Regions from separate parts of the Homo sapiens genome. Here all the other regions are linked to region 6. A link is a contact called in ENCODE Hi-C or POLR2A ChIA-PET data. All regions are on one chromosome and are shown on one strand. The core of a region is the stretch at or near the end of the contact, and the rest is flanking DNA. Distances in the headings are between cores, read along the strand shown.

Region 1 (3,730 bases), core at 456-2,955, 6.4 Mb before region 6:
GAGCCACTGCCAGTATAGAGCTGGAAGGCCACTGAGTTAACTAAAGGGTCCAGATGAGAGGAGGCTTAGTTTCAAAAACTTCCTGGAAAAGTACGTTTTGAGCAGAATTTTTTTTTTTTTTTTTTTGAGACAGAGTCTCGCACTGTCGCCAGGGCTGGTGTGCAGTGGCGCGATCGCGGCTCGCTGCAACCTCCGCCTCCCGGGTTCAAGTGATTCTCCTGCCTCAACCTCCTAAGTAGCTGGGATTACAGGCGCCCACCACCACGCCTGGCTAATTTTTTGTGTTTTTCGTAGAGACGGGGTTTCACTATGTTGGCCAGGCTGATCTCGAACTCCTAACCTCGTGATCTGCCCACCTTGGCCTCCCAAAGTGCTGGGATTACAGGTGTGAGCCAACGCGCCCGGCCTTTGAGCAGAATTTTAAAAGTACGCTACCTGGATTGGGGAAGAGAAAACCCGGGGCTACACGTAGAGGGAAAGTTTAGTGTTGAATCGGAGAATCTGCTTTCCCTCTCGAAGCCTACGATGTGCAGCTCAGATTTACCCAGAGAGGCAAAGAGGAAGCGCTGGAGGTTTCTAGGCAAGCAGGCACCGCCCTGTTTTTATCACACGGAAAATATGTCTCCTCCCGCTAGTCTGTGTCGGGGGCCCCCGCAAGCCCCGCGTTACTCCGCGCGGGCTTGGGGCACTCACACGGAGGACTCGTAGGCCAGGTTGACCAGAAGGCAGTCCGCCAGGCTGAGGTTCATGAAGTCACACATGCCGCGGATCTCGCCGGTGAAGGGCTGGGGCAGGAAGCGCTCCAGCTCCAGGACCACTTTTCCGATTAACACGTGCACCCACTTGGGGACTCTGTCCCTAGAAACAAAAAGCACAAGGGCGTCTGACCCGCTCAGAGGTCGGCGGCGTGCGACTGCGTGTGCACTGCGAGCGGGGCTACATCCTTAGGGCGTGAGGTCTCAGGGCCACTGCTCCCCAGTCAGTGGACCGCCCAGGCGCGGCGTCACTCAATCTGCAGCCTCCCGGGAGTGGGGGGAAGGGGGCGGGGGGAAGGCGGCGGGTAAGAAAACTCCGAATGGGGAGGGCGAGTGAGGCTGGTCCCAAAGGGGCAAGCTTGGAAGGCCCGCGAGGCCCGCAAGGAAGGCGCGGGTTGCCCCTCCTTGGTAGCTATGCAGCCCGGGCGACAACTCGCGCGCCACGCTGACCCGGAATGGCTCAAGGACTGGCGTGCCACGGGTGACACCGAACTTGAAAGCCGAACCTGCCGCGCTGGATTCTCCCCAACCCGGACGCTGCTCAGGGCGGCAGCCAAAACCAGTTCTCCAAGGGTGGCGGGGAGTAAAGCGTCCCCGTTTAAAGCACTCTGAGCAGCGCGCGTTTGACTCCGACCCGCAGGGCCGGTGTCCCCGCAGACCCCGTCCAGGGCCCCAGCTCACCCGATGACTTGCGCCATCGCGGCGCGCACCAAGTCCAAGTCGTAGTGCCGCAGCACGGGCAGCCAGCGCAGCTCGGGGACCGAGTCCAGGCTCACGTTGAAGCGCGGCGCTGCTGGGGGCGAGGCGGCTGACAGCCCGGCCCCGGCCAGCAGCAGCAGCAGCAGGGACGGAAGCCCCGGGCGCGCCTCCCGGTCCGCGGTCCGCATGGCTCGGGCTCCAGCGGCCGCAACTTGGAGACCTGCAGCCGCTGTCGGAGCCCGGGTAAGCCGTGGAGGAGGAGGAGCTGGGGCTGGGCTGCGATCGCTGGAGGTGGGGCCCGCGCACGACCCGCCCGCCCCTGTCACCGGCAAGCCGGAGCGGCGACACCTCCCGTCCCCGCCGCGCATCCACTAGCCCGCCCCGACTCTCCATCGGGCCTGGAGGTCCCTGACCGCGGGGCCGCTAAGGGTTGGGGCTGCCGGCAGCCGGCTTCTCACCAACTGCCGGTTCCAGCGCACCTGCTTGGGCCGAAGGAGTGTAGGCTGCGGCCGGGAGGGGCTGTAAGATTTTCAGTAGCGAAAAGGTGTCAGGAAAGACTTTTCAGTTAAACTTTGTTTGCTTGTTTGTTTGTTTGTTTGAGATGTAGTCTCACTCTATTGCCCAGGCTGGAGTGCGGCGGCGAGATATCCGCTCACTGCCAACTCCGCCTCCTGGGTTCAAGCGATTCTCCTGCCTCAGCCTCTCAAGTAGCTGGGATTACAGGCGTCCACCACCATACCTGGCTAATTTTTGTATTTTTGGTAGGGACAGGGTTTCACCATGTTGGCCAGACTAGTCTCGAATTCCTGACCTAAGGTGATCCACCGGCCTCAGCCTCCCAAAGTGCTGGGATTACAGGCGTGAGCCACCGCGCCTGGCTGGTAAAACATTTTTTTAAAGCTCAAAATTTAGTGAACATTTATCTGCTAAATATTTTTCGCGGACATTATCTCATTTAATCATCAAAACAAGCCAACAGGTAGGTTCCACTAATCCTCGCTTTACTGATGAGGAGTGTGAGGCTTGGAGAGGTGAAGCCATGTACCCGAGGTTACTCTGCTGGTGTGTCTCTGCACTGGCCTCCAAGTAAGGAGGTCTGAATCCACAATCCACCTTCACACCTAAGTTTCTTCACCTTTGAGTTCCCAATGTCTGGGAGACAAACTTAGGAAAATCTTAGTAAGGCTGGGACATTCTTAACGGTTAGCACAGTTGTCTGTGGGTAAAACAGGGTACATGTGTACATGAATAGTAGAAACTAAATGAAAGGGCCGGGCATGGTGGCTTAGGCTTGTAATCCCAGCAGTTTGGGGGGCTGAGGCGGGTGGATCACCTGAGGTCAGAAGTTTGAGACCAGCCTGGCCAACATGGTGAAACCCTGTCTCTACTAAAAATACAAAAATTAGCCGGGCGTGGTGGTGTAATCCCAGCTACTTGGGAGGCTGAACAGGAGAACCTCTTGAACCTGGGAGGCAGAGGTTGCAGTGAGCCGAGATTGTGCCAATGCACTCTAGCCTGAGTGACAAGAGCAAAACTTTGTCTCAAAAAAAAAAAAAAAAAAAAAAAAAAAAAAAAAAAAAAAAAAAAAAACTAAATGCATAGTAGAAACTAAACACATTTTTTTTTTATTTTTTACCAATTTTAGGATGAAGAAATACAACTTTTATAATCAATCACTTGTTTTTAAGGATAACACTTAAAGGAATTACAAAATTTCTTGCCAGACATGGTGGTTCACGCCTGTCATCCCAGCACGTTGGCTGGCTGATCATCTGAGGTCACTTGGTTTAATGAATAGAATCAGAATTGCTGGTGGTTGACTTCCAAGACTAGGTCACAAAAGACACTGTGGGTTTCTCCTTGCTCTCTTGAATTGCTCACTATAGGAAGCCCATTGTCATGTCCTGAGGAAGCCCTATGAAAATGTCCCTTTGTGGCTGGACACAAATCTCAGCACTTGGAGAGTCAGGCAGGAGGACTGCTTGAGCCCAGGAATTGGAGACCAGCCTGGGCAACAGTGAGACCCCATCTCTACAAACAAATAAAAATAAATTAGCCGGGCATGGGGGCATGTATCTTTAGTCCCAGCTACTTGGTAGGCTGAGGTAGGAGGATTACTTGAGCCCAGGAATTTGAGGCTGCAGTGAACTATGATCACGCCACTGTACTCCAGCCTAAATGACAAAGTGAGACCCTGTCTCCAAAAAAGAAGTAAATAAAATTGAAAAAAAAGAAAAAAGAAAGTCCCTTTGTTGAGGAACTGAGCTTCTACCAAG
Region 2 (3,517 bases), core at 744-3,243, 9.3 Mb before region 6:
CCCAGCTACCTGGGAGGCTGAGGGAGGAGAATCGCTTGAACCTGGGAGGCAGAGGTTGTGATGAGCCGAGATCACACCATTGCACTCCAGACTGGGCACCAAGAGCAAAACTCCGTCTCAAAAAAAAAAAAAAAAAAAAAAAATATATATATATATATATATAAAAAAAGAAATACTTTACTGCCAAAACTACAGAATACTCAAACTTATAATTAACATCACAATTTATGTATGTGTGTGTGTGTGTGTGTGTGTGTGTGTGTGTGTATGTGTGCGTATGGTCTTACGTGGATATAATTAGCTTACCTGGCATCTCTTTTGGACCACCCCAACTGATTTGCACGAACTGCAACTTCTTGGTTAAGATGCCTGGCAATAGTTTTTATTTCTGGCTGCAAATTTTCCACCTAGCTAAAAAATAGGTTTTGTTATGAGCACATAAAGGATCTTTATTCATAATGACTCATAATCTTTCACATTATTCCCTCGAGTCATTTAAAAATGTAGTTTACTGATCATATCAAGAAATCTTAATTCTAAGCACAAGATGTTAATTTGCTTAAAATGTCCTCAGTCACAACCAAATTCACAATGCATACTTATCCATGTGATCCTGTGCAAGTAACTTAACCTCTAAAATCATGTTCCCTCACATATAAAATATATAACAGCACCTACTTCACAGGGTTACAAATATTAGATAAGAACTGCACCCTGGGCTTTACTGTTCCATCTCTACATTTCCTAGTAACGTAAGCGGAGAAAACAGCAGTTTGTTAAGAACCTTTAATACACTGTGATAGCCACAAATCAAAAGTAAAAATAGCATTTATTCCTGCCCTGTGCTCATTCTTCCTGTAAAATGGCTCACTGCCTTAATGTTGCTGCTGATTCCGTTCCTGTTTTGTTTCCGGTTTTTTTTCCCCATGCTCACAACCTGAAAACAAGAAAGCCACTATTTTTGAAATATCCCATTTGAATAATCAAGCACTTTAACCCGTATTATCTGACTTGCTCTGATAACGCTGTGAAGTAGGCAAGGAAGGTACTGCTAGCCTGATTCCTCAGAAAAAAGGATTCAGCATTAAAAGGTCAAGTAACTGCGACCAACCAGACACAGTCTTAGTCGGGTCTGGAGAGGAAACAAGTTCGCAAACTGTTAGTCTAGTAGTTTCTTCCTAATAAGAAAGACCAGCTGGAATACTTTGGGACGAAAGACACTGCAGACATACTGGCTATTAAAACTTTTAAGACATAAATTTTGTAGGTTTCGCCAACACAATTTCTTCTGCGACTGATTTCTTTGTCTCCGTTCCCCGAGAGCAAGTATAGTAACCACTTGTGCTTGGAGCACAAATCCAGTAAGACAAAAGAAATGACAGGTACACGTGTCACAAAGTATCTTATTTAACACACCTAATGCTAGTTCAATTTTTTTTAACGCTAAAATGGTCACAATGAAATGGTCACGATGATTAAACACTAAGCACTGCAGAAGGCAACATCGTGCGATCGAAAACCCTGAGTGAATGTCGGCCTTCCTCCGCCGCAGGGGTTGCAGCGCAGGGTACGCGCACGGCTCGGCGCCCCTCACCTTGGCCAGGATGTAGTGCTGGTAGGCTGCCAAAGGCAGCGTGACAGCACCCCGTAAGGCCACGGTGGAGAGCAGAATGCTGCCCCACCAGGGCAGGCCCGTGGCGGCGTGCACGCCGAGCAGTACTTCCTCCGCAACCCGCACCGGCGAAGACGCGGCCAGGGCCTCGTACCAGCCGTTCGCATGTACTGCAGAGACTGGTGCCACTGCCCACACTGGGAGAGTGGGGCGCTTGGCGCCGCTCGTAGGAACCGGCGCAAGCGGCAGGTCCCTAGCCCAAAGCTGCAGGGCAGGGAGCGGCCGCAGCCACCGACCGCCGAGCCGGCACAGCATTTCTGCACCACGGCGGAGCCCAGATCCCGGGCCTCACAATCCAGCGGACATACACCGGCCAGCCAAGGCTGATACGCGCACGCGCCAGCAACAGCGGGCATAAAGCGCATGCGCGCCTGCCTGCAGCCGCGATTGACCTTCCCAGTCAAGCCGGTGACGTCTTGCGTCGCAGTGGATGTGACGCAAGAGATAGGAAAGTCCCGCCTTTCCCACGCGGCACTGGACAGGCCTACTGCGCACACGCGAAAGTTTCCCGCTGCTAGGGTGTAGTTAGTCCGAGGCCGGACCAAAACTGCAGAGACATGGGTGGAGCCTGCTGCCCTCCGCCAGGCTGGGTGTTCTTTAGGGAGCTCTCGCCTTGTAAAGTTCATCTACACCGTGTAACTTACCATTCTTTTTCACTAAAGCTAATAGTCATTTGTAGTGGAATTATCCTTGCTCGGTTTTTTGTGACCAGAAGCTGATCCCCAACCTCTTTACGTGCACCTGATTGCTTCCGTTAGCGATTACGATAGATTATCATACTCAAGAGTCACACGTTGCTAAAGTACCTGCTTGTAGAGAGACGCATGTTTCTTGCTGACTCTGAGTGTTAAGCACGAGGGATAGTTCAGTCTCTTGTAGATTTAATTGGCCCATCTGTTCCAGTTAGTATTTGGACCACCAACTGCAAACTGAATTTCTTCGGTGTTTTGTCTTCCATGATAAATAGCAGCAAAAATCTTATAGTAAAAGTATCATCTCTTTATTTAAGGGAAACTATCACTGGCAGTACGGTGAATTCCTTGAGTTTACTTGTATCCTATATAAGCTTTAAAGAGCCTGAACAGCAGCACTGGCTGTCTTCTGGTTTAAAGGAATACGTTGAATCTACATGGACTATATAGTTTTAACTTTTGTGTTCCTGGAAACAACAAAATGGAATGTTGTGGAGGAGTTTCCTCACCGAAGGGTCACCCCTAGACTACAGACTAAAATATGTTGTGAGGAGTAAACCTTGATTTTTATTTATTTATTTATTTACTTACTTAGGAAAAGAAGCCTCCAACAATGTTGGGTAATGTCAAACGCCAGCTATTGTTTGCCCTTCACTGTGCACCTAACCAAGGGTACCCTACGATAACTTTCTCAGGATTCTGGAATTCATCTGCTTTCCAAACTGACTGATAAATCTATACATGAATTTTTAAATGTGTTTAAACACACAGCACAACACACACTATATATAAACTTTTTCTAAAAGAAAAACCTACCAATCTATTTCTTTATCCATTTATTAAGCTAACAAAAAAGCCATCAGTTGCTACTGACTACTGTTCAGCTGTTCATAATCTGAACAGAATTTTAAAGTTATTTTTGCTAGACACAGTGGATCACGCCTGTAATCCCAGCACTTTGGGAGGCCAAGATGGGAGGATACCTTAAGGGCAGAAGTTAGAGATCAGCCTTGGCAACATGGCAAGACCTCATCTCTACAACAAATACAAAAATCATCCAGATGTGGTGGCTTGCATCTGTGGTCTCAGCTACCAGGAGGCTAAGGCGGGAGAATTGCTTGAGCCCCCCGGAGTCCAAGGCTGCAGCGAGCAA
Region 3 (3,736 bases), core at 554-3,053, 5.9 Mb after region 6:
TGAAAAGTACTCAGTATTCTATTCCCATAGATATCTTTTAAGACACGTTAGTAAATATGCATACAAGCCACAGACTATATCCCAAACCTGTAACTTTATAATGCCTTTAAGAACTTTCCTTCACAGTCTATTATGTCACCAGCCACTCTCCTCTCTTCTTTCCTCGTCTCTAAGGATTGCAGTCAAGGAATTTGCCTGGGTGATCAGTAGTAATGACTAAGGTTGCAAGAAAAAATTATTAGCGAGAACTCACTACTCAAATATTGTAACTAAGGTATTTTATCAGACACACACACACGCACGTGCTGCTCTTCTTCCTGCCACAGCTGCCTAACCAGAACACCACAAACCATGGCTGTTTTTCTTTTTCTTTCTGAGACAGGGTCTTGCTCTGTCGCCCAGGCTGGAGTGCAGTGGTGCGATCTCGGCTCACTGCAGCCTCGACCACTCAGGATCAAGAGATCCTCCCACCTCAGCCTCCGGGGCTGGGACCACAGGCACATGCCACCACGCCCGGGTAATTTTTGTATGTTTTGTAGAGCCGAGGTTTCGATGTGTTGCCCAGGCTGGTCTCGAACTCCTGGGCTCAAGCCCGCTTTGGCCTTCCAAAGTGCTGTGATCACAGGCGTGAGCCATTGCTACCGGTCTCATTGCTCTTTTTCATCGTCATTGTAATCTGTCACTTTAGTCGCTCATTCTGAAACCGAAGGACAGCCTCATTCCTCCGCCCTGACGGAAAGAACCGATGAGGCCTTGCTGCACGTTAGCAGTGGGAGGCTCAGAAAAGCCCGTGGAGCTTTTGAGACTGCAAATTCCCTGGCTATTTCCACCTGGAGCCTCTTTGTCACATCCGGTGAATTCCCTCATCTACAGAAAGCGGCTGCTGAAAAAGACATCACCAGCTACAACGCCTTGAGTACTACAGCGCTCCCTGCGCAAAGTAAAACCCAAGTCTTCGGATCAAAACCAGCCGGGGCTGTGCATCCTTCACGATGCCGGACCTCCTGAAAAGCTCACCTGGGTACAGCTCAGGATCCTGGCCTCGGCTCGCTGGCCCTGACAGGCGGGTGGTCAGGGTGACACACGGTGGGAAGAACACACGCCCGCCTGCCTGCGAAGCCTCGCAAATAGCTGGGCTCCCTCGGCACCTTCTGCCGCCAGGTCTCCGCCTCCCAACCTCCCTCTGGGCGTACCGAGCCCGTTGTCGCCACGTTTCCCTCGCCCGGGAGGCAACGCGGCACCCACCCCGCAGCATCCTCGCTTCCGGGGCCTCGGGCAAGGGTCTCCAGTCCCAGCCCACCCACCCTGCCCGCCTCGCGCCGCGCTGGCCCTCCAGCCTGCGGCCACATTCAAGGCCGAGCGCAGTCTGGGCTGGAAACCCGCCGCCCGGGGCGCAGGCAGCCCAGCTGGGCCCCGCCTCACCCCGACGAGCTGCTCACGACCTCCAAAGGGAAGAAAGCGACGCTCTGAGAACTCCGAGAGGCCGCCGGCCAAGCGCCGACTCGGGGGGCGGGGGAACGGAAACCGACGTCTCCCCTTCGACCTCCCGGGAAACCCTTCTCCGTTTACTCTCCATTCCGCGACCGCCAATAAAGAACAGCATACATGGTTAGCAGAAATAAATGAATTGCACTCTCTAGGCTCTTACCTCTGGATGGCTACGTCCCTGAAAAATGTTTTAATTAGCTAACGGAGGACGGGGGAGGAGCTTTCTTGGTCGGTAAATAAGAGTGCCTTCTCCGTCGTCTCGGATCTCCGAAGCAAGCAGTCAAAGCGGCCACTGCCTTGCCTGCTGGAAATTCTCGAAAATTTTTCTCCCGCAGTTGACCAGATGGAGAGGGAGAAGTCTGTTCCCGCTGACTGACAGCAGATCCGGCCAGTCCGCACTCGGCGAGACGGCTGGCCGGCCGCCCGGGCCCTCGATCGCAGCCAGTCACAGATGCCGATGGGAACGAGCCTCCCCGCGGCTGCTATTTGACTTCGCAGGCTTCCAGCTGCGCGGCGGAGCGACGTCACCCTGTGCCAGTGGTGGCTCGCGGCGGCGCCCCGCCCTCCCGAGGTTAGCTCCCCAGCCAAAGAGGGGGCGCGCTTGCGCGGTGGGTGGGGCCGCGAGACTTGGTACCTAGCCAGCGGGCGGAGCGCGGAGGGGGTTTCGCTTCGGGCTAAGGGACTGTAGTTGTGACAGCCAGGAAACCGAGAACGGAATGCCAATACTGCTTAGGCTTAGAGTTTGAAAGGCATCTGATTTCACTGCCATGTCTTTGAACAGCAGTGCACAGTGCAGTCTTCTTCGTGGCTGAACAGGTATCTTGTGATCTTTAGGGAATGTCTATTAATTCATTAAACAAGTATTTCTGTGTTTATTGAAGGACGTCTTGTATGCTATACATTTGCTAGGCACTGGGGATACGCCCCTAACACAGCTAGACACGATAGCTGCCCTCATAGAATTTTCAGTCTAACAAAGAAGAGGGAGAAAACCAACAAGTAAGCAAGCACATAGAATAGTAATTAATCATGTCAAGGAAAGAAATAGGCATGGTGTGGACACTGGAGGATAACTTCAGATAAGATTGTTATATGAGAACTTTATAAGATGGCATTTAAACCATCAGTCATTCAGCCATGGAACCAATAAAATGATGAATTGTTTTGGGCAGAGGGGACAGCAGACAAAGGTCTCTCGGTGAGACAGCCCGGCGTTTTGGAAGAACAGAAAGAAAGCCAAAGTGTCTCCAGCATATTGAGGGAGGGAAAGAACAGCATGATGTGAGAGAGATGAGGCAGACAGGGGCTTGGAGTTGGCATTACATTTTAAATTTAATGGGCTTCTATTGAGGCATTCGAAAAAAAGAAGTGAAAGGGTCTGGGTTTAGACTTTACATCACTTTGGTTAGTGTGCAAAGAACAGTTAAAATAAGCTATTGGGAAACTGATTAGGAGATGATGACAGATGAAATTTAAGGTGGAAGATGACTTTGATTAAACTATGACAATATCACTGAAGGGAGAGAAGAGCAGAGAGATTAGAGATTTTAAAGATAAATAATTAACTTGATTTGGCATTTTAGTTATTCTAGGCCAGGGACAACTGTTTTGAATCCAGTGCATTTAATAACCAGGTTAGAGAGTGACTCTCATATTGACGGCTCACAAATTATAGTAATAACCTTGAGTAATATTATGTTGAGTTGATGTCTTTTCATAGACTTCCTGGATTTTTTTTTCTTTTGTCTTTCTTTCTTTTTTTTTTTTTTTTTTTTTTTTTTTTGAGACAGGGTTTTACTCCTGCCCAGGCTGGAGTGCAGTGGCGCTATCTGAGCTCACTGAAACCTCTGCTTCCCAGGCTCAAGTGATCCTCCCACTTCAGCCTCCCAAGTAGCTGTGACTACAGGCACGCTCAACCATACACAGCTAATGTTTATATTTTTTGTAGAGATGGGGCTTCCCCATGTTGCCCAGGCTGGTCTTGAACTCCTGAACTCAAGCAATCCACCCACCTCAGCCTCCCAAAGTGCTGGGATTACAGGCATGAGCCACTGTACCTGGCGTGGAATTTAAAAAAATAATAATTTTATTGAAACATGTGTCTTAAAAAGTGCACATATCCTAAGTGTAGACAGCTCAATGAATTTTCACAGTCTGCAGACACCTTTGTATCCAGCACCCAGATCAAGGAACAAAACATTATTAATACCTGGGAACCCCATCAACCTGCCTTCCAGGCACTGCCTTC
Region 4 (3,516 bases), core at 1,014-3,513, 6.2 Mb before region 6:
AAGTATACAAAATAAAAAGTAAACAAGAAAGTCTATCAGCCCTTTGCTGAAGGTTAACACATATAAAAGTAGTTAAAACATATTACATTATCATAACTCAAAACTTAACAGTGATAACTCCAAATGAACATGAAATCAAGCAAATACCAACAAGTTTATTTATTGTTGTTGAATTATGAGCTGGGTGGCTTTATTCAGAAACACAAATTTCAAAGTAAGATTTCTGTTTTACCCAGTGCCAATTTTAAGCAAACAAGGAAAAGTAAACACATCAAAGGACAGTGATATGTGATTACTTCGAATACATCTTAATTAAAATGCATCATCTTGTCTTTGAAGTTTTCAAATATTCTTCGAACTGTTTTCAACTCAGATGCTAGGGTGATAATCACATTGCAGTAACCAGTGAATGAACAAAATAACAAACTTCCCAATTAACTTTTAGGGAGTAAATAATGTTTATCAAATGCATATAATTGGCATGGGCACAAGAGGCATAACGTAAGAGACTATGGACGATAAATTCATATACGAGCAGCTGAAGAACAAGTTTTTTTCTACAGTGTCACTATGTAAAGTACCCATAAACCTATTTTAAATGTATATATCATTATTGTTTTGCAAAATTTCTAATGAGCTGCAAACAACCCACGTGCATATGAAAATCTTCATAATTATCTTTTTGAATGCAAAGACGTCTAGCTTACCTTTTAGAATTCGATGCTATATCACATAAAACTAAACTGCTCTCTTTGAGCATTTCCCAAAATTCCAGCAAAGAACTGGGGATTCTTTCTATAATTACAAATCTTATAGAAATTACACATCTTATAGTATCCTAATCTGCTGAGTTGACCAAAGAAATACATTATTATCATTATAACACAAGTTAAAAAACAAAACAGGTTACTGCTGTTCGTATAAGACTTGTTTCTCTTTGGAAACACAAGGACAATAAAATGAAATCTCAATGAAAGATGCAGAAAAAATGAAAAATGACTGCAGGAGTCCAAGAATCCCAGGATGGGCTTGACTGGTGGTGAGTTTATACTTTGGAAGTCCTACCTAATAATTTTAAAGATCTATTCAAAATTATAATCCAAATGCTTATCATTTGGAAGATAAGTGCACATTTAATAAAGGAACACTGTAACTTGCAAAACTTTCCTAAACCACATCTTTTAAGGCAGTAAAAACTTGATACAGATGTTTTTGATTCGAGATAAGGAAATAAATTTCCTTTCCCTATTAGACAAGTAACTGTTCTTTCCCAAACTCCAGGAACCACAATATTCTTGGACTCCAGCTCCCAACACTGGTTACACATACAACCCGCAGTATCTACCTGCACTTGCCAGACTGTTACCAAAATTGAACGGAGTCGCCGAGGTAGTAGAAACACCGAAATTCCCAATATTAAAGTTCACTGCAGGATTAGCAGTTAATCCGAAACCCCCAAAATTAAACCCACTGGCGGTGGAGTTGGCAGTCTCAAGCCCACCAAATCCTGATAGGCGTGTAGGCAAAGAAACAAAATTTTAAAAAGGGGGAGAGGGAAAAAGAAAAGAAAGCAAGATAAGGATTAGAAGAATCAGCAGGAGGTTTCACAGAAGTGAACAAACCTGGTTTTGCTCCAAACAGTTTAAGAAAGCAGAGTGGGGGTGGGGTGGGGCAGATGGAAGAAGCATGACGGATAAACCCCACAGCGAGGACCACAGGGGGCCGGGGGTGGAACTAAGGGAGTCAATGGGCAGTGCCGGTGGATCCCCAGCCCTATCCTCGCCGAGTCCGGCAGCGGGAACCACGCAAGCGTTCCCGCCCATCCAGGAGGCTGAGGTGCAGAGGGGAGGGAGGTTCTCGGGCAAGGGGAGAGGGAAGCAACCTCCAATTTCTCTGAGTAGGACTCCCCGGCAGCGGGAAGCGAACCGCTCAAGCCAGGGCCCTGTGGAAACTCACGCGCGGCAAGCGAGCTTCTAGTGGGACCCCGAGTACCCCCGTGGCCTCCTCGGGTGCCGCCTCGGCCCACTCTGCCGCCGCCCGCCCTTTTCCAATGCCTCTAAAGTCTCCGCGTCGGCGGGAGATTCCAGGATCCCCAGGTCGGAGAGTCTCGGACAGAGGGGGCGGACCAGACCCTTCCCCTTCTTCCCGGGTGAAGGTCTAGGGGGATCACTCACCCGCGGGGGCCGCGGTGGCTGCAGCGGTACCGGAGGTGCCCGAGGGAGCCCCAAAATTGAAGGCCATGTCGCGAAAGCAGGAGACCAAGTAGGTTACTCCTGCGACGCGCAGCGCGCTCCCCTTCTCAGTCCGGCCGGGAAACCGCCAGTCAGATCACCGAGTTCCGCCTCCTTTCTGACCTAGCCTAAGAGGCCGGAAGGCGCCAAGGGCGTAGGAGGTGGGTGGTTGTGAGGGAACGCCCCCAGCCAGCTCACTTCCGGTGGGCTTCACATGCTGTGGGGTGTCACTGTTAAGGTAAAATGCTGGGACGCTCGCGAGGGTGTGCCGCCTGAGAGTCCTTTAAAAACTGCCGTAGGGAGGTTCTTTGGGAAAGGTGTGCAGAGGCTGAAGTTGTTACTGTAGGGATACGCGGTAGACAGCTAGAATTTGTATGTGGTAGGGTTGAAGTTGCTGCCTCATCAACTAGCGGGCCTGGGAGGTCGGGCAGCAGGGCTGGGGTTGAGAACCCCCCCAACACCCACGAGGAGGTGGTATTTGAACCCAGTGCTGAAGGATGAGTAGACGGAGCAGAAGCAGTAAAGAGGATGCACGTTGGAAGAAATGAAAGCGAATGGAATTGTAGCAAACACGTTGCGTTTACTATGTGCCAGGCACTCTTCTAGACATTTTACATAATTTAATCAGCTATCTTATGAGGTGGGTTGCTGCTATCTCCAATTTATAAAAGAGGAAACAGGTACCAAAGGGTCAGGCTGTTTACAGAGTAAATACTCCTAACCACAGCTCTAAGGGGAGCACTGAAAAAGAGGGGAAGAGTGGGCCCCCTCTGTTGTACTTGTAATATAATTTAATCCTCAGAATAAATAAATAGAGAAGATTCTGTAACTGTATTTTGCAGGTGAGATGAGAGAATTGAGGTTTGGAGTTGTTAAGCAGCTTGCCCAAAGTCACCTTGCAGGTAGGTTCTGGAGTCTGGTTTTGGACTCATGTTTCTCCACTCCAGAGTCCCAATTTGTAAAAATTACCATTATATTATATTGCCTTGTAAATTATGGTAAGGATTTCAGACTATTTCTTGAGGGTAATGGGAAACCTTTAAGGGGTTTTAGGCAGAGGACTAGTATGACTAGAATTTTGTTTTTAGAAGATCCCTCTGGCTGCCATAAGGAGAATGGATTGGAAGGAGCCAGAATGCCTGAGGAAGATAGAGCTTTTAGGAGTCTGTTGTAGTTGCACAGGTAGGAGATGATAATGACTTGGATTACATCTGGCAGTGGAATTAGGAGAATAAATTTGAGAGATACTTAAGAAATAGCATATATGAGACTCGTAGTATTTGGA
Region 5 (3,593 bases), core at 338-2,837, 6.4 Mb before region 6:
CATCCAGTTTTATTTTCTTCATAATCTCTACCATAATAAGTCTACACTCACTTGAATGTAAGTCCAAGAGAAGAATGCTTTCTTATCTGTCTTATTCATTACTGTACCCCAACGCCTACCTAGAATAACAACACACAGTAGTTATATGTGATTTTGCATATATACTTAAGTGAATTAAAGAAGTAGTTATTACCCCCTTCTTACATATTAAAATACCCACATAGGCTCAGCGATTAACCTGCTTCGGTTACACAACTGGTTAACAACAGTCAGCAGCAGGAGTTATCTAACGGAATTATATAGACTCTCAACTTACCACTTTCTTTGCGAATGGCTATACAATGCTTTAAGCATCTCAAAGCCTTGCCTATGTTACTTAACTTCTTGTACTTGTTTCCTACTCTTTATTTCCACTACCTTGATCCTTGGAGAGGCTTTCTCTACTGGTGACCTAAGCCACTGAGATTGCCATGTGTTAAAAAGCACTCATAAAATACATATATGTGAAAATTTAGGGGAGGAGGGAAGTGAGAAGGGCAATGAAAAAATAAGTAATTGTGTTAGCCACTGAACAAATCACAATCTGGTAGAAGCACAAACATGTAATTGCAGCAAATGCCTAGCAGAGATACCTGTTTAATGCCCGTCTGATAAATGAGTGTCTGAAGGAAGCACCTGTCAGATTAATATATCAAAAACCACTTTCGTTTTGTCGGTACTTGGTTCAAACACCCCTAATGTTCACAACTTACATGAGGTCAGTACACAAAGCCCATCACAATGAGGGCCTAATTTTTCAACCTAATCTTTTCCCGAAGCAAATTCTGACATCCGAGTCATGCCAGTCTCCGGTAAGTTTGAATCCTGGCTTAACTAAATATACTAAGCTCCCGAGTCTGTCCGTTGTGCTTGAGAAACCCCCCCCCCCCCTTTCCTGGCACAGTCCAGGGTACACAGCCTGCTCTCAGAAACGGACGTCAATCGAAAGCATTCTAACATACGATTCATCAAAGGTTACCGACTAATTCAAGTTTGGGATTTCTGAAAAGAGGCTGAGAAATCCGCGTGGAAGTTGGTGGTTGGGTGCGGCCCATTTCTCTCTCCACTTCCGTGCGGACGAAGAAAAATATCTTAAAACAAAATGAGGTTTTAAAGGTGTTTCAGCGGCAGCAGGGCAGGTAGAAAATCCAAAGGGGCAACAGATTTTCAAGAGGTGGGGAACGAACCCTAAGGCATGTCCCGTCCCCAACCCCTTCTCTCCTCTGGAGGGACCCCTGAACCTAACAGAAGAATAGGCGGCGAGCCTGGATCCCAGCCCCACTCCATGCTTTCCCGCACCGGCGTCTCAACCATCCACTATCCGGCCTCTAGCGTCTGCCGCGCCGCACTCCCACCTCCTCGATGTAGGCCGGCGGGTCTCGCTTGATTAGATTCTGTAACTGCGGCAGGTTGCTGGGAAGCTTGTTGTTGTTTCTGTTGGACATTTTGGCTGCAGACAGACTTCGCGGCGAGCAGTTTTAAAAAAACTCAGACGGCCGGCACCCCGCAATCCCTGCCAGCTGCAGCTTGGACTCGTGTTTCCGGGTATGACCGGAAATAGCGCATGGGACTCTAGGCAGGCGACACCTTAGCGGTTCCTAAAGCGAGCTATGCTACGGAAGCCTCAGAGTGTCAAAATTACTCTCGTTGCCAAAATACTCTGTGGTGTATTGGAGAGCCAGCCACCGCCGACCCGCCCCTCGCCCTTGGGCATATGCTACTACTTAATATTGCCTTGCGTTTCTGAAAGGATCTGAAATGTAAATTTTTTCACGTGTGTTAGCATGTATCGTCATTCCGACACCCATATGAAGCACATAAATGAGGATTAATCGTTTATTTTTAATCCCGCAGTCTAAAATTAGAAACTGACGCCTGTAATCCCAGCACTTTGGGAGGCCAAGGCGGGCCTGAGGTCGGGAGTTCGAGACCGGCCTGATCCACATGGAGAAACCCCGTCTCTACTAAAATTACAAAATTAGTCGAGCGTGGTGGCGCATGCCTGTAATCCCAGCTACTAGGGAGGCTGAGGCAGGAGAATCGCTTGAACACAGGAGGCGGAGATTGCGGTAAGCCGAGATTGCACCATTTCACTCCAGCCTGGGCAACAAGAGCGAAACTCCGTATAAAAAACAAAACAAAACAAAACAAAACTGAAAAGAACCGTGGCGCTAGATAACACTATTCCCTCTTAGGAGGAAAAAAGAGCAACGAGGGTCATATAAGTTAATGTGTATGATTTTAGATATGTTTTTATTTTGGTTTTGGTTGTTTCAACTTAGCGTGACCCATACAAGGGAAAAGAGGGCTGGATAAAATGTGATCATGTTGACCATTAATAAATGCAATTAATCGTTAAAATTCAACCATCGTTATAAGCTTTGTAAGCACTCCTCAGTCAGAGTTTTTAATTCAGATCCTGGTAATTCGAAGAGGAGAATACATTTCTACAATCTCAAGGTGTAAAAAATCAATAAGGGTTGAATGAATGAGGTAGGGTGTTGTGAATTAGAGAGAGAGAAAAAAAAACCTAATTACCCACCCTGTGCCAGGCACTATTCCAAGCACTTGTATTAACTTATTTAATCCTCAGAACAACCCTCTAAAATAGGTGCTATTGTTATCTACATTTTACAGAAGAGGAAACAAGCTCAGGGAAGTTGACTGCCTCAATTCATAGCCTGTGAGGAAGATGAGATTTCAATCTAGACAGTCTTGATTGTAACTACATGAGAAAAAACATAGCCTAACAGCTGGTAGCTGGTTGCTGGTCTGGCAAAATAGCCAGACAATAGGGTTCTGCTTAACCAAAGCAATTTTATAGAACGCCAACCTCATCTGTGACGATGATAAAATGAGCCCCAAACAAAACAACTCTGTAATCACACCTGCACACAAAATAAAGAATGCTTCACAAACCATGTTATTCAGCTGCTTTTGGAGAATGACTTATTTATTAATTATCAAATCAGTTACCTGTGAAGTTAAGAAATAAATGTCAGCAATAAATCTTTTTTAAAAAGCATAGATTTAAATTAAAATTTTTTGGCTAGGTTGTTTTAGTGAGGGCAAAAAAAGTATTCTCAAAACAAAATCTGGCTAAGTGTGGTAGCTCAAGCCTGTAATCCCAGAACTTTGGGAAGCCAAGGTGGGAGAACCACTTGAGCTGGGTAGTTCAAGACTAGCCTGGGCAATATAGTGAGACCCCATCTCTACCAAAAAGTTGAAAAATCAGCCAGGCATGGTGGCACAGGCTTGTGGTCCAAGCTACTGAGGAGGCTGAAGCAAAAGGGTTGCTTGAGCCCAGGAGGTTAAGGTTGCAGTGAAGCACTGCACACCAGCCTGGGCAATACAGTGAGACCCTGTCTCAAAAAAAAAAAAAAAAGAAAAAAGACTGCGTACAGGTACTTGAAAATGTCTGGTGTATTGAAACAATAGCCATAAGTTTGGTGTGACTAAAGGCTGGGAGGGCAGGGTGCAGCAGGGAAAGAGCTGAGAAGGTTATATTGTCCTGATATGAAAGGCTTTAATTGCTATTCTAAGGAGGGCATATA
Region 6 (3,367 bases), core at 39-2,538:
ATGAAGGTCCGGGGAACCCAACATAGAAAAAGGGAGACCAGTGCAAGGAGGCTGCATGGGGGCCCGGAGAACGGGCTGAGAGCGGGAACCAGGCCTAATGGCGGGGGAATAAAGAGGGGGAGGGGGACTAGTTGGGCCTGACTATCCTGGGATGCCCCTTACTCACCCTTCATCCTCCTCGTTCTTACTGGCGTCAATCTTCGCCCCCTCCGACTCGGCGCTGCCCCCTTCGGTGCCTCCAGACGCGGTTCCGCCCCCGGTCCCGGCTCCGCTTCCCGCCGCCGCCGCTGCCCCCTGTGTCGCCGCCACCATGGCTCCCTCCTGCTCGCCCGCCGAGCCGCCTACCGCCGCCGTTGCCGCTGCCGCCGCCCCGTCCCCGCCGAACTGCTCCTCCGACATAGTGCTAGTGTCTCCGCCGCTGCCGCCGAGACTACACCCGCCGCTGCCGCGAACCGAAACTAGCAGCAAAGTAATCCCCGCCGCTGCCGCGCGCCCGCTCTACCTCGCGAAGCACACAAGACAGGGAAGGCGCGCGCGTGGCTGCAAAGGCTCCTGCGCCTCTCCCTGGCCTGCCCCCTTCGCCTCCCACTCTCGCGCGGCGCACACTCCCGCTCTCTCCCGCTGCACTAAAAAAGAATAAGCACCAGCGGCGGCCGCTCTCGCCTCCTCCTCGCTTTAATGGCGCCGCCGCGGACCACCTAAAATGGCCGACGGAAGAACGGCGCGTCCCGGTCACGTGACGCGAGAGCGCGCCCTTCGCGCGTCCCCCCACCCCTATCCCCCTAGTTTTTTTTTTTTCCCTTTCCTCCTCGGTCCCGCCCTCTCGCTACCCTTTATACCTTCCTCTCACGCTCCGCGTTGCACAGCCTTGGGGGCCTTTAAAAGGAACCGGAAGTGTCGTGAGCTAAGACAGTCGCGCGGGGACCATCGAGAACAAGGAGTGCTGTTTCGAAGTAGCGGCTAGAGGGGCCCCCTGCCTCCGCCCCCGCCCTTCCGAGGATTCCTGGAGTCCACTCACCCCTCCCCACCACTCCAGTAGCGGCGGGAGCAGCAGCGTTAGGCCGGGGTGTGGCTGCACCTCTGCGAAGGCTGTCGTGCCCCGTGCAGCTGCGGCGTTCGGGTGGGGGAGGGGAGGCTCACACCCTGCGGCGGCTTAAGCCTGGATTTACGCACTGGAGGAGGGAATTAGCCCTGAGATGTCAGCCCTGTGCCCCTGGCGCTGTCCACCCGGACGCCCGCGGAGCGCCAGGCGCCGCAGCGGACCGCGCGCGCACTGATTGCCGCAGCTACTCTCCCTGCCGTCGCCGCCCGGGACCGGGTGACATTGAGGTTTTCGTCTATCGCCGCTGGGCCGATAGGGCTTCTTTTTAAGATTTGGCTTTCCAAGTAAGATTTTTGTTTGCCTGCTTTTCTCCTGGAATTTTTTTGTTTTTGGTCGAAGAAGCAGGTAACTTGCATATCTTAAGGAAAACATTGTTTTTGCTTTGCTTTTGTTGTTTAAAGATCCTAAAACGTACCGTGATTCCTTTACGTTACTAATAATTGGAAAGTGTGTTAAATCAAGGGTTCGCTTAATGTTCTTTAGCCTTTGTACATAGAATATATAAATGTCGTGAGTCATCTTTACGAGGTTTATGAGTTTGTGTTCGGGTTTGGCTTTTTTGTTGTGTGTGCGTGGTTTTTTTTTTTCTTTTCTTGTAACACCGTTAGGCGTTTCATTAAGGTGTATAAAAAGTAATTTTATACACCTATTAAAAATTCCCGCTGCCTCGGCTGGAGACTGGATTATTCGGGCTTTGGGATTTGCTGCTTCCAGCAGTATCCTTAGAAGAAAATGAAGCTTCTAGGTACTTCTGTAGTCAACAAATAATTATTTGCCTGTTTAATTAAAGTGTTCGGGCACGGGGGAAACAAAGACGAGTTTGCAGACTCCAGCAAAAATCTTAAGAGTTTAAGTATTTGGGCCGGGCGCGGTGGCTCACGCCTGTAATCCCAGCACTTTGGGAGGCCGAGGCGGGCGGATCACGAGGTCAGGAGTTCGAGACAAGCCTGACCAACATGGTGAAACCCCCGTGTCTACTAAAAATACAAAAATTAGCCGGGCGTGGTGGCCGGTACCTGTAATCTCAGGTACTCAGGAGGCTGAGGCAGGAGAATCGCTTGAACCCGGGAGGTGGAGATTGCAGGGAGTCGAGATCATGCCACTTGCACTCCAGCCTGGGCGACAGAGCGAGACTCCGTCTCAAAAAAAAAAAAAAAAAAAAAGTTTAGGTATTTTCCACTGCAGTTAAACGAATTTGTATTAATTGGACACTATCCAAAAATCTCAAAGGAAGATTATAAGTAAGTTTTATTAATCAAGTTAGTAGAATTTACATTACAGAATAATTAAAACTCAAGAATACAGGTCAAATTCTGAAAACGTCCTAAAAATATAATCTTACCAAACTCCCGTAATAATCAAGTCACATAAAGGTAATACCAAGAATGTTTACCGTAAAGTGGTAGTGACTCCACATTTGTCTCCACCTGCCAGAATATTAGCAAAGGATAAAGTGGATATGGTGCTCAAACCATATATTCCGGGTTAGATACAACTAAGATGATTGACTGAAGGGAAGTCTGTTTAATCTTTTCTGGCTCAAGTGACGGTAATTGTCATTTATTTTGATCTTAAGATATCATTAGACATACCCACCTTTTGGTAATAGTGACTTTTCCAAAAGGTTCATTTTGATTTCACATGTAGCTTAGGAGCTTCTGGAATTCTTAGAATTTATGTCAAAAGTTCCAGACAACCTAGGAATGATTTTAAAGCTAACACCTTTACATGCTTTATGAGGATGTATGATGTCCATATCACTGATAGTCCTTGATATTATGGCCAAGATCTCTACATCCAGGATGTGCTCCTGCATCCACACAATATTCTTCTTGGAACTCACTTAACTTCTGGCAGGCGTGGTGGCTCACGCCTGTAATCCAGCACTTTGAGAGGCCAAGTCGGGAGGATTGCTTGCCTCAAGGAGTTGGCCATCAGCCTGGGCAACGGAGTGAGACCTTGCCTCTACAAAAAGTCAGAAAATTAACCTGGCATGGTGGTTCCTGTTGTTCCAGCTACTCCTGAGGCTGAAGTGGGAGGATCACTTGAACCTGGAAGGTGGAGGCTGCAGTGAGAAAGGCAGAGTGAGACCCTGTCTCAAAAACAAACAAATGTTACTATTTATGTGAAGTCTTCCCAGGCTTCCTGAGGCAGAATTAATGATCCCTTTTCACAGCCCTTTATCTTTACCTCTGTTATTCTTCATTGTTTTCTACTAGACCATGAGTTCTTAGAAAACAGTGTCTTCTATGTATCTCTCCCTCC
Region 7 (3,507 bases), core at 42-2,541, 6.1 Mb after region 6:
AGAGGCAAGCCACAGACAGGTAGAAAACATTTCAAAACGTATAGCTAATAAAGAACATGGTATGAAACATATAAAGAACTCAATAATATATAAAGAACTCTTAGATAAAAAGTCAAGCTAGCTAATAAATAAATGGTCAAAAGATTTGAATACACACTTCACAAAGAAGAGATCCTCCTGCCTTGGGCTAAAAAAGGGCTGGGGTTACAGGCAGGAGCCCAGGCCCAGCCTTGTCAGTTGATTTTCGGTGACCCTTCAGAGGGCAAAGGGGAAGTTTTCTCCTGTTCCCTACAACCGACAGGCCCATCAATTGGTGAATGGATAAATAAACTGTGGCTTACCCATATGATAGACTACCATTCAACAATAACACAAATGAATTACTAATTAAACACAATAGTATGAATCTCAAAGCATTGTGCTAAGTTAAAAAAGCCAGACATCACTTAGATATGGTTCCGTTTGTATGCATTCTAAAAAAGGCCTAAAGCACATCACTGTTGCCAGGCACCCGGGAATACGGGAATACGTAGCGGAGCGGGCACGAGGGGGGTGGGGGTGGGGGTAGGGGTGGGGGGGAGGGTAGCTGCCTGCATAGCTCTGCCCAGTTTTATGCCGGTTTCAGCCCGGCGCACAACGCATTTTTTTTTTTGATACATAGTCTCGCTCTGTCGCCCAGGCTGGAGTGCAGTGGCGCAATCTCGGCTCACTGCAAACTCCGCCTCCCGGGTTCCCGCCATTCTCCCACCTCAGCCTCCCGAGTAGCTGGGACTACAGGCGCCCGCCACCACGCCCAGCTAATTTTGTTTTTGTATTTTTAGTAGAGACGGGGTTTCACCGTGTTAGCCAGAATGGTCTCGATCTCCTGACGTCGTGATCCGCCCGCCTCGGCCCCCCAAAGTGCTGGGATTACAGGCGTGAATCACCGCGCCCGGCCGCGGCGCACAACGCTTAACAAACTTTGGCTTCCGTTATCCCTCCCTCTGGAAATGCGTGTGTCAGGGTGCCTCCTAGTGGAACTGCAGCGTTTCCTCGAAAGCCATTCCGTCCAGGAGTTAAGGTGGCCGCTGCCCGCCCGGGGACACTTTCTCAGTCCAGCCCATCGGCCTTTACCCCAGCCAACGACCTGTTGCCTTTGGCCGCCTGCCAAGTCACTCTCATTACAGTTTCCTTTTCCTTTTCGATTCCGCCCCCTAAAAACAACAACAAACATTATGTTTCGTTTTCCACTGGAGCTGCAGGCCCCGCCCCCAAACAGCACGTGGGGGGCGTGGCGTCCCGGCAGGGGCTCAGTAGCTGAGGCTGCGGTTCCCCGACGCCACGCAGCTGCGCGCAGCTGGTTCCCGCTCTGCAGCGCAACGCCTGAGGCAGTGGGCGCGCTCAGTCCCGGGACCAGGCGTTCTCTCCTCTCGCCTCTGGGCCTGGGACCCCGCAAAGCGGCGATGGAGCGGAGGTCGCGGAGGAAGTCGCGGCGCAACGGGCGCTCGACCGCGGGCAAGGCCGCCGCGACCCAGCCCGCGAAGTCTCCGGGCGCACAGCTCTGGCTCTTTCCCAGCGCCGCGGGCCTCCACCGCGCGCTGCTCCGGAGGGTGGAGGTGACGCGCCAACTCTGCTGCTCGCCGGGGCGCCTCGCGGTCTTGGAACGCGGCGGGGCGGGCGTCCAGGTTCACCAGCTGCTCGCCGGGAGCGGCGGCGCCCGGACGCCGAGTGAGTGGGGCTGGTGTGTGAGGGCTGTGAGGGCTGTGAGGGGTGAGGGCTGAGGGCTGTGAGGGGCGGGCAGCCGGGGGTCCGCGCCTGAGGGAGGAGAGCCCAGAAGGCCGCAGACGCGCGCCTGGCTCGGATAGTTTCGCCGACGGCGCACCTGAGCTGTCTTTTATCCCGGTCAGTGTCAGGCGCGGGGTGAGCGGGATACTGGCGACCAGCGGATCCTCCGCTCAGCAAAGTGGCCGGTGCGGGGCATGCGGGCACCGTCTTCATCCTTTTAGCCAGTCTGGCTTTCTCATAGGTTTCTGTTCAAGTTTGTACCCCCGTCCCCCGCCCGCCGCATCTCCCACTGTCTCGTTTTGAGAAAGTAGTCACTGCTCCAACTTTGGGAGTCGTTCTCAGTGATGGGATTTTACCTTGGCCTTCAGTTGCACTTCTCCCACATTCTCATCGAAGTGGGGGAAATAGTTGCCCGCGTTCTTTAAAATTTTGCCCATCTGTGGAGTGAAGAAATTGGTATCTTGCTGCGAGTTTATTTTGCGTTTAACTACTGGACGTTTGCGTTCCTTTTTCGGTAAATTGCCTGTTTATCTTTGCCTGGCTTTTAGAAATTTGAGTTGTTAAATCTTTTTCTTATTTGTATGGAAGAGGTATTTGAATATTGAATAAGAATAGCCTTTTGCACGTCGTACATGTAATATTTTTCTCACTTTGCCTTTTGTGCATGTTGTTTTTAGTGCATTTTTTGGGGGGTAGTCTGTCAATTTTTTTGTCTGTTAAGGCTTATGGGTTTTATGTTAGGCTGGAAAGCTATCCACACTCCCAGTGTTTTAAAAAATGTACTCATTTTTGTAGTAATTTTAAGGTTTTTTTTTTTAAGTTAAAATTTTTCGTACGCTTGGAATTTTCAGTACTGAGGTAGGAGGGGAGCTAGATTTATTTGCTTTTCCAAAGGCTTAGCCTATGTCCCAATACCATTTCTTAATACTTCCTTTTTTTCAACTGATTTGAAATGCTGAGACTCTTTAAAAGAAACCGTTAGTCTGCTGGACCATTTCTTATTACCAAACTGTTTTGGTTCCCCTAGCATTTGTAATATGGTTTGTGCTTTGAGATTTTTACACGAATAGATTCTATTTCATTAGCACTGAAGATGAAACAAGGTCCCAAAACTATCCTAGTTTAATTTTTGTGAACAAATTAAATAAGAGTACATTTTTACTAGTGGACAGTTTAATCTCTTAACTTCAGAAAGGGCCAAATGTGCACTAATGCCAATGAAAAATGTTTTCAACAGCATCCTCTTTAAAGATAGTCCCCCAAACATAATCCTTCCTTTTAAGAATATAGGCATTGGTTTCTATTGGTAACTGTCGGGAAGTGTTTATTACTGTTATTTGCTTTTTGGGAGAAAGGAATGTGTTTCAGAATACACTATTTGTTCTTGAAATGAGATTATGTTGTCTTAAAGTTATATTTTCTTATAGACCTTTTCATCTTTGTCATTTCAAATTTCGTTCGTCTTAATAAACAAGAACCTAAAAGCAGATATTTAATTGGATATTTTAAGGGTATGTTCCATTTACAACAAAGTATACATCAATATTTTTTCTAATTAAAAAAAATCTATGTCAAGACCGTTGTCTTTCCTGATTTGCTTTGCCTACCTGAATTTTCTTAAGAGAAGTTCATGGTAAGTCAAAGCTTGTCTAGTTGAAATTTTTCCCAGATGTTTTAAGTGTATTATAATGAAGTTAGTAATACAGTGGGTAATAATCAAAGTGACAATAGTTCCTGGTTGGA

Evidence for each region. Hi-C counts contacts between places; a loop is a spot of excess contacts on that map. ChIA-PET counts read pairs that join two places held with the same protein, here RNA polymerase II (POLR2A). Pooled maps may share reads with other maps.
Region 1: a loop to region 6 is called in a pooled map, with 7 times the contacts of the local background. The contact joins the promoter of NAAA here to the promoter of HNRNPD-DT in region 6. A Hi-C loop is called at or near these places in 5 of 50 pooled maps.
Region 2: a loop to region 6 is called in a pooled map, with 6 times the contacts of the local background. The contact joins the promoter of COX18 here to the promoter of HNRNPD-DT in region 6. A Hi-C loop is called at or near these places in 2 of 50 pooled maps.
Region 3: a loop to region 6 is called in a map of naive thymus-derived CD4-positive, alpha-beta T cell, with 6 times the contacts of the local background. The contact joins the promoter of PPM1K here to the promoter of HNRNPD-DT in region 6. A Hi-C loop is called at or near these places in 1 of 168 maps with a recorded cell type or tissue (naive thymus-derived CD4-positive, alpha-beta T cell), 3 of 37 single-sample maps with no recorded cell type and 16 of 50 pooled maps.
Region 4: a map of naive thymus-derived CD4-positive, alpha-beta T cell shows a loop between it and region 6 (10-fold over the local background). The contact joins the promoter of NUP54 here to the promoter of HNRNPD-DT in region 6. A Hi-C loop is called at or near these places in 1 of 168 maps with a recorded cell type or tissue (naive thymus-derived CD4-positive, alpha-beta T cell) and 14 of 50 pooled maps. POLR2A ChIA-PET finds 5 or more read pairs at or near these places in 1 of 52 experiments (naive thymus-derived CD4-positive, alpha-beta T cell).
Region 5: a loop to region 6 is called in a pooled map, with 6 times the contacts of the local background. The contact joins the promoter of SDAD1 here to the promoter of HNRNPD-DT in region 6. A Hi-C loop is called at or near these places in 6 of 50 pooled maps.
Region 7: a loop to region 6 is called in a pooled map, with 21 times the contacts of the local background. The contact joins the promoter of HERC5 here to the promoter of HNRNPD-DT in region 6. A Hi-C loop is called at or near these places in 2 of 37 single-sample maps with no recorded cell type and 8 of 50 pooled maps.

What each region holds. Positions count from the first base shown.
Region 1 is chr4:75,939,308-75,943,037 of GRCh38, forward strand. NAAA (N-acylethanolamine acid amidase) reads right to left here and starts at 1,706. Exons shown (of 11, transcript NM_014435.4): 1 at 1,437-1,706; 2 at 694-858. The coding sequence starts at 1,642. RefSeq lists silencers at 989-1,058, 1,459-1,928.
Region 2 is chr4:73,067,723-73,071,239 of GRCh38, forward strand. It overlaps COX18 (cytochrome c oxidase assembly factor COX18), which reads right to left and starts at 1,994. Exons shown (of 6, transcript NM_001297732.2): 1 at 1,595-1,994; 2 at 307-407. The coding sequence starts at 1,927. LOC112268467 (a long non-coding RNA gene) reads left to right here and starts at 2,224. Exons shown (of 2, transcript XR_002959797.2): 1 at 2,224-2,307. RefSeq lists enhancers at 1,313-1,828, 1,763-2,282, 1,829-2,345.
Region 3 is chr4:88,282,758-88,286,493 of GRCh38, forward strand. PPM1K (protein phosphatase, Mg2+/Mn2+ dependent 1K) reads right to left here and starts at 1,804. Exons shown (of 7, transcript NM_152542.5): 1 at 1,649-1,804. It overlaps PPM1K-DT (PPM1K divergent transcript), which reads left to right and starts at 2,173. Exons shown (of 5, transcript NR_134238.1): 1 at 2,173-2,304. RefSeq lists enhancers at 1,587-1,646, 1,687-1,776, 1,689-2,212 and a silencer at 1,947-2,166.
Region 4 is chr4:76,146,134-76,149,649 of GRCh38, forward strand. It overlaps NUP54 (nucleoporin 54), which reads right to left and starts at 2,264. Exons shown (of 12, transcript NM_017426.4): 1 at 2,175-2,264. The coding sequence starts at 2,241. LOC124900718 (a long non-coding RNA gene) reads left to right here and starts at 2,416. Exons shown (of 2, transcript XR_007058144.1): 1 at 2,416-2,469; 2 at 3,074-3,516. RefSeq lists an enhancer at 2,214-2,373.
Region 5 is chr4:75,989,358-75,992,950 of GRCh38, forward strand. SDAD1 (SDA1 domain containing 1) reads right to left here and starts at 1,588. Exons shown (of 22, transcript NM_018115.4): 1 at 1,395-1,588. The coding sequence starts at 1,484. The region is part of intron 1 of SDAD1-AS1 (SDAD1 antisense RNA 1); the gene reads left to right.
Region 6 is chr4:82,373,280-82,376,646 of GRCh38, forward strand. HNRNPD-DT (HNRNPD divergent transcript) reads left to right here and starts at 1,289. Exons shown (of 2, transcript NR_183813.1): 1 at 1,289-1,386. HNRNPD (heterogeneous nuclear ribonucleoprotein D) reads right to left here and starts at 712. Exons shown (of 9, transcript NM_031370.3): 1 at 167-712. The coding sequence starts at 399. RefSeq lists a silencer at 211-310 and an enhancer at 671-840.
Region 7 is chr4:88,455,828-88,459,334 of GRCh38, forward strand. It overlaps HERC5 (HECT and RLD domain containing E3 ubiquitin protein ligase 5), which reads left to right and starts at 1,292. Exons shown (of 23, transcript NM_016323.4): 1 at 1,292-1,707. The coding sequence starts at 1,443. All of the region lies in intron 1 of LOC102723458 (a long non-coding RNA gene), which reads right to left. RefSeq lists an enhancer at 922-1,351.